Linked DNA regions of Homo sapiens: region 2 is linked to region 1. A link is an interaction called in ENCODE POLR2A ChIA-PET data of the cell type or tissue named here. Cell type or tissue: CD4-positive, alpha-beta T cell. All regions are shown on one strand.

Region 1 (5,000 bases):
GGTTAGAGGGATCAGAGAAGGGAACAGTGGGTCCCCACTGTTCTGTGGCCCTTGATTTCTCCAGCTCAGAAATGGAGTAAGGCATGCCAGCTCTAAGTCTCTGTCTCTTCAAAAGGGATCTATGGACTCCCAGGTTTCCAGAGAGGAATGCTCAGGGCTCCAAGAATGAGAATTTCAAATGGTCTTTTTTTTTTTTTCATTTTAACATGAATCTAACATCCTCATATTTCAAACTATTAGGATGACCTCATTATAACTGATAACTGTCCTCTAATTAACTTTGCTGTTTGAGTTTGCATTTTTGCTTATGGTCATAAGGTTCCCAGGAAAACCACTTTTGTGATTTGGAGCCCAGGAGAAGAAAGCAGTAATTCACTGAAGCCCCTGCCCTGTGTGAAGAAAGGGTTAGGAGGAGGTGGGCTAGAGGAAAGGGGTTGGGAGGTTTGATTCATCTCATGACAGAGGGTGATAGATGGTGCCAAATTTAATGGGCCCTACATGGTGACAATTGACACCATGATCAGGCTACAAGCTGCCACTTGGCTTCAGCAAAGTAACATTCTCTGGCATATGTCAATTATCATTCATTTAAAAGTTAGATTTTCTGGTGTTTATGTTAGTTTATATTTCATCTGGAACTTGCAGATTTTAATAGCATAAGAGCCTACGCTTAGTTTTATGATAGTACATATCTAAGCAATGGTGTACTAAAAATTAGTTAAACCACCATTGAGTGTGTTTATTGGCCAGGGGGAGTAGTGTACAAGTTTCCCCTTTCAAGGAGCCCACATATCCCTCCAGCTTGAGAAACAAATCCCTGTTGATTTTGAAGGACCTCTGCATTCTCATGGTTTGTGAGCCCATGGATGGATCATCAGGTGGATGGGATTGTTTTAATTGAATTTGAGGTAAAGACCATTGTGAGGCCATTTTATACCAAATACCACCCGGTGAATATGTGTGTGTGTGTGTGTGTGTGTGTGTGTGTGTGTGTGTGTGTGTGTGTGTGTACTTTATGTTCTGCTGGCACCAGAATCCCCTGCAGGAGGGCTTGTTAATGCTCAGAGGGATGCCCACTGCCCAGGTTCACATTCAGTCCATCTGGGACTGAATGAAATGCACCCCAAAATGTGCATTTCTAACAAGTTCCCAGGTGATGCTGATGGCCACCCTTAGAGATCCAGAAGATCATCATCTGTGGGCTGGGAGGCAGGACTCAGGTCCACTGGCCTCTGTCCAGCCTGCTCTGGAATCCTGGGTAAGCCCCTTGTTCTGGGTGAGCCTCTGGACTCCCTACTTCCCATTCCTGCAATAAGAAGCTGGGACAAGTCTAGTGCCTCATCCAGGAGCAAGCATAAGCTCTGACACCTGGTTTGCCATTCGGAGTCTAAAGCCTGGTGTCTTATCAGTGAAGTTTCATGTCCACCCAGGAAGCCCCTGGAGCAGGAGGGCAGTGGCAGTCTTAGCTCCCTGCTTTGGGGAGACAAGCTGCGGAAACAGAAAGGCACACTCCCACTCCAAATCCCATCTCTGGCCCTGTGACCTTGTGCAAGTGACTGGTCTCCAGGGCTTCCCCTCATGTTGTAGGGTCACTGAGAAGTCCCTTCTGGAAAGCACCTGGATCTGGTGGGCCCTCTCAGACTCATCTGTGCGCTCCCAGCCACACTTTGCCTCACCGGCCGCTGGCCATCTGCCCGTGGGCTCCTGGTCACCTCGGGAGGAGAGCACTTATCACCATTCCACCCCCAAGGTCTTCCTCAGGATAATCTCCGGCCCGGGTGATTCATCTCATGGGCTGGGCCCTTCCTCTCGGGCCTGAAATATCTCCCTCCCCTCACCATTCCTGGGTCATGCCTGTGCCCCCAGCCATGTGACTTCCTCTGGGGACTGGCCCTGGGCCCCTGCCCTCCTGCCACCCCTCCACTCTCTAGCTAGCGACCCATTCTGGGCCTGCCATATCAGGCAGGGCTCAGCTGGGAGGGAGGAAGCCCACAGCTTGTTGTGCTGGGGAAAAAGTGCATCCCCACGTCCGGCCCCCACCCTGGCCCAGCCACACCTCTGCCTTTAGTGGGCTGGGCTTCCGGCACACATCCTGGCATGTCCTGGCCTGTTTATCACTTAGTTGCCACCTGGCGCTCTGCCCCTCATGCACACACATTCCCTGGGAGGCTTCTGGGGCTGGAGCAGAGTGGTTGGCCAGTATATCCCCCAGCTTTAGGGAGGCTGCCTTTCTCTGGAGCTAAGGATGGCTTTTTGGAGAAGACAGATCTGATCATATATCCCAGTTTCACTGTGGAATTACTGTGTGACTTTAGGCAAGTGAGTCTGCATCTCTGGGTCTTAGTTTCTCTGATTTTTAAATAGAAAGATAAATACCTTCATCTCCAGTTGTTGTGTGGATTAAATAAGATAATTACAAACAGACTGATGCTTGAACCCTACCTCCAACCACTTAAATCAGAATCTCTGTGGAGCATATAAAAAGCTTTCAGGGAGGTTCTAAGACACAGCCATGGATGGAACCCACTAGTATGGAATAGTTAATGGCTGAAGCTCTGGACTAGACCAACATGGATTTGAATTCTGGATCTGTTACATAATTATGGAGCCTTGATAGATTATTAGCCTCTCAGAGCTTCTGTTTACTTGTGTGTAGGATGGGGATAATAGTAATTACTTCCTAGTACTGTTATGAACATTAAATGAAGTAATAGATACTAGGTACTTTGCACACAGTGACTATTCCCTAAGTAAGTCAGGTGAGGAGAGGACAAGCCCTTCGTTCACCAGTTTACACAAGGCAGCTGGCTCTGTGCCTGGTCCCTCGATGGTACTTCAAATGAATATCTGTAAATGACTAAGTGTAGCTGTTTTCATTATTGTAGACTAAAAAGTAGTGAAAAATCTCAATTATCCTGAAGATAAACTTTTTCTGTCTTGTGACTGACTTTAGAAACTACATCTCCCAGCATCCTTTGCAGCTAGGGGCAGCCATGACTTTGTTCTGTTGAAAGAGATGTAGGTGGAAGCCCCTGGGCTTTCAGTTCCTTGAGTTTCCCCTTCCTCTGGCAGCCATCTTGAGAAGGACGGCCAAATGGAAAACAAGAAGGGACACGATGGCATGGTTGAGCTGCCATAGCAGCCCCGCAGCCTGCCTCTGGGCTTTTTTTTTTTAAGTGACAGAAAAATCTATTATTGTTTAGGCCTCTGGGTTGGGGGATTTTTGTTTCTAGTGGAAGAAAAACAGATGCATTGGGCCTCCTCATTGTCCTACTTTCTGTTCTTAGTCCTCCGTGTCCAAAAAAATCTAGAACCAGTCACCTGAATCACTAATTCCTTCTTTAGATCTCTAGGGCTGGGTTAGAGGCACTACAGGAAACCTGTCCAACCCTTAATCTGACCCCTTGAGGCAGAGTTAGCCCCGAGTCCTGTCCAGGCTCCTCTGGCAGCCCCAGAAAGTTCAAGAAGAGAGAGTGACTCCCTCCTTCCCTAGATGCCAATACCCAAGTCCAAAATCTCACAGCTGCCATGGGTCTCCTGAGCTCTCCCTCTGGAGAGGCAAATATTTGTCAGAATCTTGGCTCTGCACTGATTTGCCATGGGCAATGTGACTTTGAACAAGCCTTAATGTTCCTATCCATAAGGTGGGTCTATGGCAATCAAGAGATAAATCTAAATAAGAAATTCAGAAAGGGACACAGTGGCTCTTGCCTGTAATCCCAACACTTTGGAAGGCCGAGGAGGGCAGATCACTTGAGGCCAGGAGTTCAAGACCAGCCTGGCCAACATGGTGAAACCCCATCTCTACAAAAAAAAAAAAATTAACCGGGTGTGGTGGTGCATGCCTGTAATCCCAGTTACTCAAGAGGCTGTGGCATGAGAATCGCTTGAACCCAGGAGGCAGAGGTTGCAGTGAGCTGAGATCATGCCACTGGCACTCTGGCCTGGGTGACAGACCCAGACTCTGTCTCAAAAAAAAAAAAAAAAAAAAGAAACTAGGAAAGGGAAAAGTCAATGTATGACTAGAGGTGAGCAATGCTAACAAACCAACCCAGAACTACGATTAAATATTCAAGGGAAGGGAGGTGGCAGAATATTACAAGGTCTGTGAATATTACAGACCTTGGCATTATAAAATCAATAGCACTGCTGGGTGCGGCAGTGGCTTATGCCTGTAATCCCAGCACTTTGGAAGGGTGAGGCAGGCGGATCACTTGAGGTCACGAGTTCAATACCAGCCTGACCAACATGGTGAAACCCTATCTCTACTGAAAACACATACAAAAATTAGCTGGGCATTGTGGTGGGCTCCTATAATCCCAGCTACTCGGGAGGCTAAGGCAGAAGAATCGCTTGAACCTGGGAGGCGGAGGTTGCAGTGAGTCGAGATTGTGCCACTGCACTCCAGCCTGGGAGACAGCAAGACTCTGTCTCCAAAAAATAATAAATAAATAAATAAATAAATAAATAGAATCAATAGCCCAACGGCAGTATGTTAGGTGTGAGCATGATAGAAAGTGTGAAGGACTTAATTTTCTCATTCTTCATAACAGGGAAAAATAAATGCTAGGATTTAAACATGTAATTTAGCGGGGAGATGGCCCCTAATCTCTTAATGTTCTCCACAAACCTGGAGTGATCTTGTAAAAAATACTCATTTTGCTAACAAATCGAATATGTAAAGTTAACAACTGCTTTTATTTCACTCAAATTTCCTTTCCTTTGGTTAAATTCATATGGAAATATGCTTCATGTATTTTATTGTTTAAATTGACATATACAGTATAATCTCATTTTAATAAAATTCCTTTCCTTCCTTCCTTGCACACTGCCTCTCTTCTTTCCTTCCTGTTACCCATCCTCCCTCTCTTACGTCTCCCATCCTTTCTTCCACTCCCACTCCACCTTCCAAATATATACCTAGACAAACATCTGGAATGATGTTGCCTAATATTAATTCTAGGTTTGGGGAACTAGGGTTTGTAATGATTGCCCTCCTC
Region 2 (5,000 bases), 540 kb after region 1:
ACCACGAGTGACAGGCCATCAGAAGGTATACCATGTCCCCAGCACCCCCAGAGTTTAAGCTAAATTGCAATGGAAAGTTGAGGGAGATGGCTACCACTGGGGGTTGCCCTGGGAGATGGCCCCTGCACGTAGGAAGACCACAGTTGAGAAGCGTCGGTCCTCCCTGCATCCTAGCCCCACCCGAGTGTGGATTTTAGCGCTGAGCTTTTCTTCTGGCTGAGCAGTAGCCGCTGTTAGGCACCATCTTGTAGTGCTGGAAGTCGCTGCCACCACTGCACCAACAGTTGCCAACCTGACAGAATTAGATATGAGCCTCATCCTCCCAAGTTTGGAAGAAGAGCTTATGTTCAGCCTCTGGCGTCCACTGTATCCCACCAAGTTGGGGTTGTCGGGAATGTCCCGCCCCTCCACCACATCTTTCAGGCCTCAGTTTCCCCTCTGTGAAATGAGTTCCCTCCAGCTCTGATGGGGCCGTCTGTGGAGGAGGCTAGAGACTGTAGCTTTGTCTTGTCACTGATCTGCTATGTGGCCTGGGCCTCAGTTTCCTCATCTGTAAAATGGGCTTGGATGTGGACGTGCCAAGACCTCCAAAGCCCCACTGTGAGTCTTTGATTTTGTGTGGGATCCCAGGGCATCCCCTGGCACTTGGCAAACCTTTAGGGGCAGGAAAAATTAACTTCAAAGTCATTATTGGAAGATGCTCAGGAATGGACATCGTTTAATGAAAAGTGATTTCCTAAAGATCTGGTGTTCATCTGTAGAGTTTTGACCATCTGATGGGAAACTGTGCTCAGATGTTGGGAGCACATCCTGGTCCACCCTTCCCCACTGTCCACATACCCCAGCATCTGTCATTGCAGTTTGCTCTGTCGCCCTCGTAGAGGAGCTCTCAGAATGCCTGACGTGGAAGGCTGTTTCTCCCTATGCAGAGTGTCCCCAGAGCCCTAAGCCCTAAACATTCCATCTGAAAAATCCTCATCGTGCTGGGCCTTGTATTAATACTAGGTGTCAGGAAGCAGGACCCGGGTGACTGGGGAGTAACAGACAGCAACAGTACAGGCTGGGAACGCAGGGACAGAGCTGTCCTGGAGGCTGTCCCATCGAGGCTGTGAGGGGTACCTGCTCATTAGGCAGGGGAAGAGTGTACCGGGCTGAGGGCACAGCACAAGCCAAGGGTGTTGGGGCTTGAGAAACCACAGCGTGTGCTTCAGGAACCCCTGGGGATCTTGGGCTGGTTCTGGATGGTGGAGGGGGCCTAGGAATCGGCTTCCAGTTAAGTAGAGCAGGCACCTGTGCTCCAGAACACAGTGGGCACCGGTGACCGACAGTGCTAGTTCCCCACCCTGTCTTGCTAAATCCCAGGCTGTTTGGTTCCTCTAGCACCACACTCTGGTCGAGCTGAATTTCTGAGTCCGAGTGAGGTGGGGCGGAGGTAGGAAGGAAGAAGAAAGTACATCCTCGTCAGGGGGAAAAACATGTTTAAAAGAGGAACAAGGAGGGGGAGGTTGTTTGCAAACATTTAATGAGGTAGGAGTTTCACATACTGTAGATGGGATATTGTGCCTACTTTAGAGAGGGTAACACTGAGGCTGAAGAGAGAAGGTGACTTGCCCAAGGCTGTACAGCAGAGCGCCCTGACTGGTTTCCATGGCACTGTGGCATCCGGCAGAGCCACAGTGACAGAGTTGGGGCTGGCCCGGCTCCTGCACGTGCACCCTTAGCTGACTCTGTCACTGGGGCCTGTATCCTTCCAGTTTCTATAGAGCAAGGGAGGGGCTGCCCTCTGCTTTTCATAGCCAACAAGGAGCAGGGCTTTAGGCTTCTTACAGCTTAAAAGGAGAAGGTCAAGGAAATGGCAACCAACCTTTCTCTTTTCTTGAGTTTCTTTTTTGTGGCCTCCAGAAATAATCCTGGGCTCTGCAGAGCCTGTTTCAGGCTCATGGTCTACCCTACCCCGCCCCCATTTCCGGCAAAACCAGGCTGAGGGCTGGGCTGCTAGCGAAGCTGACAGCAAGAGTGACAGCCCTGTCCTGTCGCTGGTGAGTCAGTGCCAGGAGGTGGCTGCCTGCTGACTCACCCACTCCTTCCGCAGGCTCCAGGGGCCCCTACAGCAGCCTGACTCCAGCCAGCCCTGGGCCATGGGGGAAGGAGATGGAAAAGGGGCTTGGCTCCCTCTGACCCTTCACCCAGCCCCTGCACCCTGGAGCAGAGCTGCAGGCAGTGTGACCGTTGTGCTGTTATTGGCCTAAACACATAGCAACAGGAAAACAACCCCAAAACCCCAGCCTTAAGAGCAAGTCCAACAGTGCGCGACTCCCCAGGTCAGGAGAAGCCCCGATGTGTGCAGAATCTGCAGATGGGGCTGCTCTCGGCCCTGCCTCTGGCTGTGGAAACAGGCCTCCAAGTACCCAAGGTAGGCATTTTGGTGGCCCTCCCCAAGCTCCTCTTTCTCCTCCAGCCCAGCTGTGGGTACCAAGTGCCCTGGAAGTCTACTGAGTGGTGTCCAGGGTCCCCTCAGACAGCATCCCAGAGACTTGACCTTCCTCTGTGTGTCCAGGCTGTCAGGCCCAGCTCTCAGGGACTCTTTGACCAGAGACGTCTTTGAAGCCTACCCTTGACCAGACACGGAACCTTGTCCTTCCTCTGAACTTGTAGAATAATTTTTGTTTCTTTAACAAAACGAGCCCCTCCCTCCTTCTCTAGTCGTTAGTGCTGTGAAGGTGGGACGTTAGTGCTGTGAAGGTGGGACGGTGACCCAGTACCCCTGTGATGGCCCTGGGCCAGGTGTGTAGCAGGTGCTCAGTCAGCCAGAGCTTTTGTTCCCTCCCGCCACCTCCCCCAGAGAGAATTGCCCCAGGTAAGCGAGTGCCTGCTCAGAGCAGAGTGGGCAGATGACTTCCCAAGAGCACATTACAGCAAAGGGTGACCCTGTTCCTTTCAAAGCATGGCTTCACCCATGGAGCCGGCAGGGTTTGGGCTTCCTGCACAAGGATGTTGTGTTTGTGCCACCAGTCTTAGGTGTTAGGTCCTTGGTCAAGGGGAAGACATTCTGGCCACCCACCCCGCAGGTTCTCAGCTCATGGTGAGGAACCCAGGCGGCCGAGGTGTGGGGTTAACGACTCTACAGGCCCCACCAGAAAGTGTTAGCTGAGCACGGTAGCTCCCATCTATAATCTCAGCACTTTGGGAGGCCAAGGCAGGTGGATCACTTGAGGTCAGGAGTTTGAGACTAGCCTGGCCAACATGGTGAAACCCCATCTCTACTAAAAATACTAAATAATTAGCTGGGCGTGGTGGCAGGCACCTGTAATCCCAGCTATTCAGGAGGCTGAGAAACGAGAATCTCTTGGACCCAGGTGGCGGAGGTTGCAGAGAGCTGAGATCGCACCCTGCACTCCAGCTTGGGCAACAGAGCTAGACTCTGTCTCAAAAAAAAAAAAAAAAAAAAAAAAAAGTCATAAGTACCTGCAGGGAAAAACCCAACATGGGCCCTTAAGTTCCCTTTCAGAGTAGAAGGGAAGGGTTGGTGGTCAGGGACAATCCAGGGCTTTTAGCCAAAAGCGTTGAGCCCTCACTGGGGCAGCACAAAACTTGGGATAAATCCAGGTTCTAACTCTGGCCTTGGGGGCCCCGTCCCCTCTTCCTCTCTGCCACACTCTGGCTTTCTGTTTCTTCACTATGTGCACCATGGCCCTCTTTACACCTGCTGTTCTCTGCTCTTAGAACAGTGTTCCCCCAGTTCTTTGCCCCCAGTTCTTTGCCTCAGCTTCAGTGTGGCTAAAAGCTTGTTCCCTAGAGCCGAGCTTCTGGGTTTGAATCCAGCTGTATGACCCTGGGCAAGTGGCTTTACTTCTCTGGGCCTCTTTCCATCATCCGGGCTGGTGAGGAGTAAGTGAGTGAGTTGGTGTCTGGAAAGGGCTTGGCACAGGGCCTGCCCACAGTGAGTCCTCAGCGAGCTGCTGTTGTTATGAAATGTCACCTCCGCAGAGGGGCCTACTTTGTTGTTTTCTGTGTGCTGGGCACTGTCATAAATAATTGCTCATTTATGTGTTTAGTGTCTATCTCCCCTTCTGCAGGTCAGCTTGGTAGGGCTCACCCACTGTCTCCAGTTCCTAGAGCAGTGCCTGGCACATAGTAGGGTGAGTTAACAGCCACTGCTTGCCAAAGCCACTCAAACCTTTGTTCTAACCCTGGACCTCTGAGATGCAGAGGGGAAGTGACTTGGCCTGCATGACCCAGCTTTCTGACCTCGCCCACTGCCCTTTCCCCGACTTAGCTGCTTGGGCTCTGCTGTGGGGCACCTCCGTTTGGAGTATGGTGTGTGCCTCAAACACCTTCATCTGGGGCAGCGCCAGCCACCCTGCCTCATCCTGGCCCTTCTCAGGCCATCCTGCCACCGGGAGCCTGCCGTGCCTCCACCCCTCCCCCTGCAACTGGCACGGTGGCACTCTCCTTGCTGCCTCTCCTCTGCTGCCAGACTGTGGTTCTCTGGGGCTTTGGGCCAGGTCCTGCCACTTCCAAGGAGATGATAAAACAGTTTGGACCCAGTCCCCAGACCTTATGTTCACCTGCCAATGTTTTTATGAGGGGAAGGTGACAAGTTGGCTGTCTATTAGACTCATACCGTGTCTCGCCACCCCCGGCGTTGTTCCAGAGGCTTGTTCTTTGCAAAACCTGCTCACTGTCATCCACTCTTCCCCAGCAAACCACAGACTAAGAAGAACTACGTGGTCTGGCTGGTCCCCATCCAGAGGTCACCTTGCCCCAGGGTGGCACCAAGGTCATGGAGTTGGGACGTGGGTGCAAATCCTGGCCCACTGTCCTGTAGCTGTGGGACCTGGGATAAGGCTTCCCCCTTCTCTGAGCCTCAGTCTCCTGATCTGTGAAAGGCAAGGCTGATGAGGCCGGGGGTGAGGTAGAGGCTTTTCTGCAGGGCTTAGTGTGATCCAGGCAGGAGGCTTCTAGCGGAGGTCGGGGGTCTCTGAGGGTAGACCCGTACT

What was found. Peaks named below come from ENCODE experiments on the same cell type or tissue, not always from the same donor. Only the 100,000 strongest peaks of a DNase experiment are listed, where the experiment ranks them.
Region 2: POLR2A ChIA-PET joins it to region 1 with 7 read pairs; 2 of 35 experiments call an interaction of 5 or more read pairs at or near these places.

What each region holds. Positions count from the first base shown.
Region 1 is chr3:13,888,876-13,893,875 of GRCh38, forward strand. No RefSeq gene overlaps it. Among named protein-coding and RNA genes, the nearest start is that of WNT7A, 11 kb to the left of the region's middle. In CD4-positive, alpha-beta T cell, no CTCF peak of the experiment used is centred here; DNase peaks (open chromatin) are centred at 2,066 and 2,986; H3K27ac peaks cover 1,657 bases.
Region 2 is chr3:14,430,375-14,435,374 of GRCh38, forward strand. The region is part of intron 2 of SLC6A6 (solute carrier family 6 member 6); the gene reads left to right. Among named protein-coding and RNA genes, the nearest start is that of SLC6A6, 30 kb to the left of the region's middle. RefSeq lists enhancers at 1,489-2,400, 1,778-2,187, 1,887-2,181, 4,225-5,000. In CD4-positive, alpha-beta T cell, no CTCF peak of the experiment used is centred here; DNase peaks (open chromatin) are centred at 1,687, 2,017, 3,487, 3,937 and 2 weaker places; H3K4me3 peaks cover 2,403 bases; H3K27ac peaks cover 5,000 bases.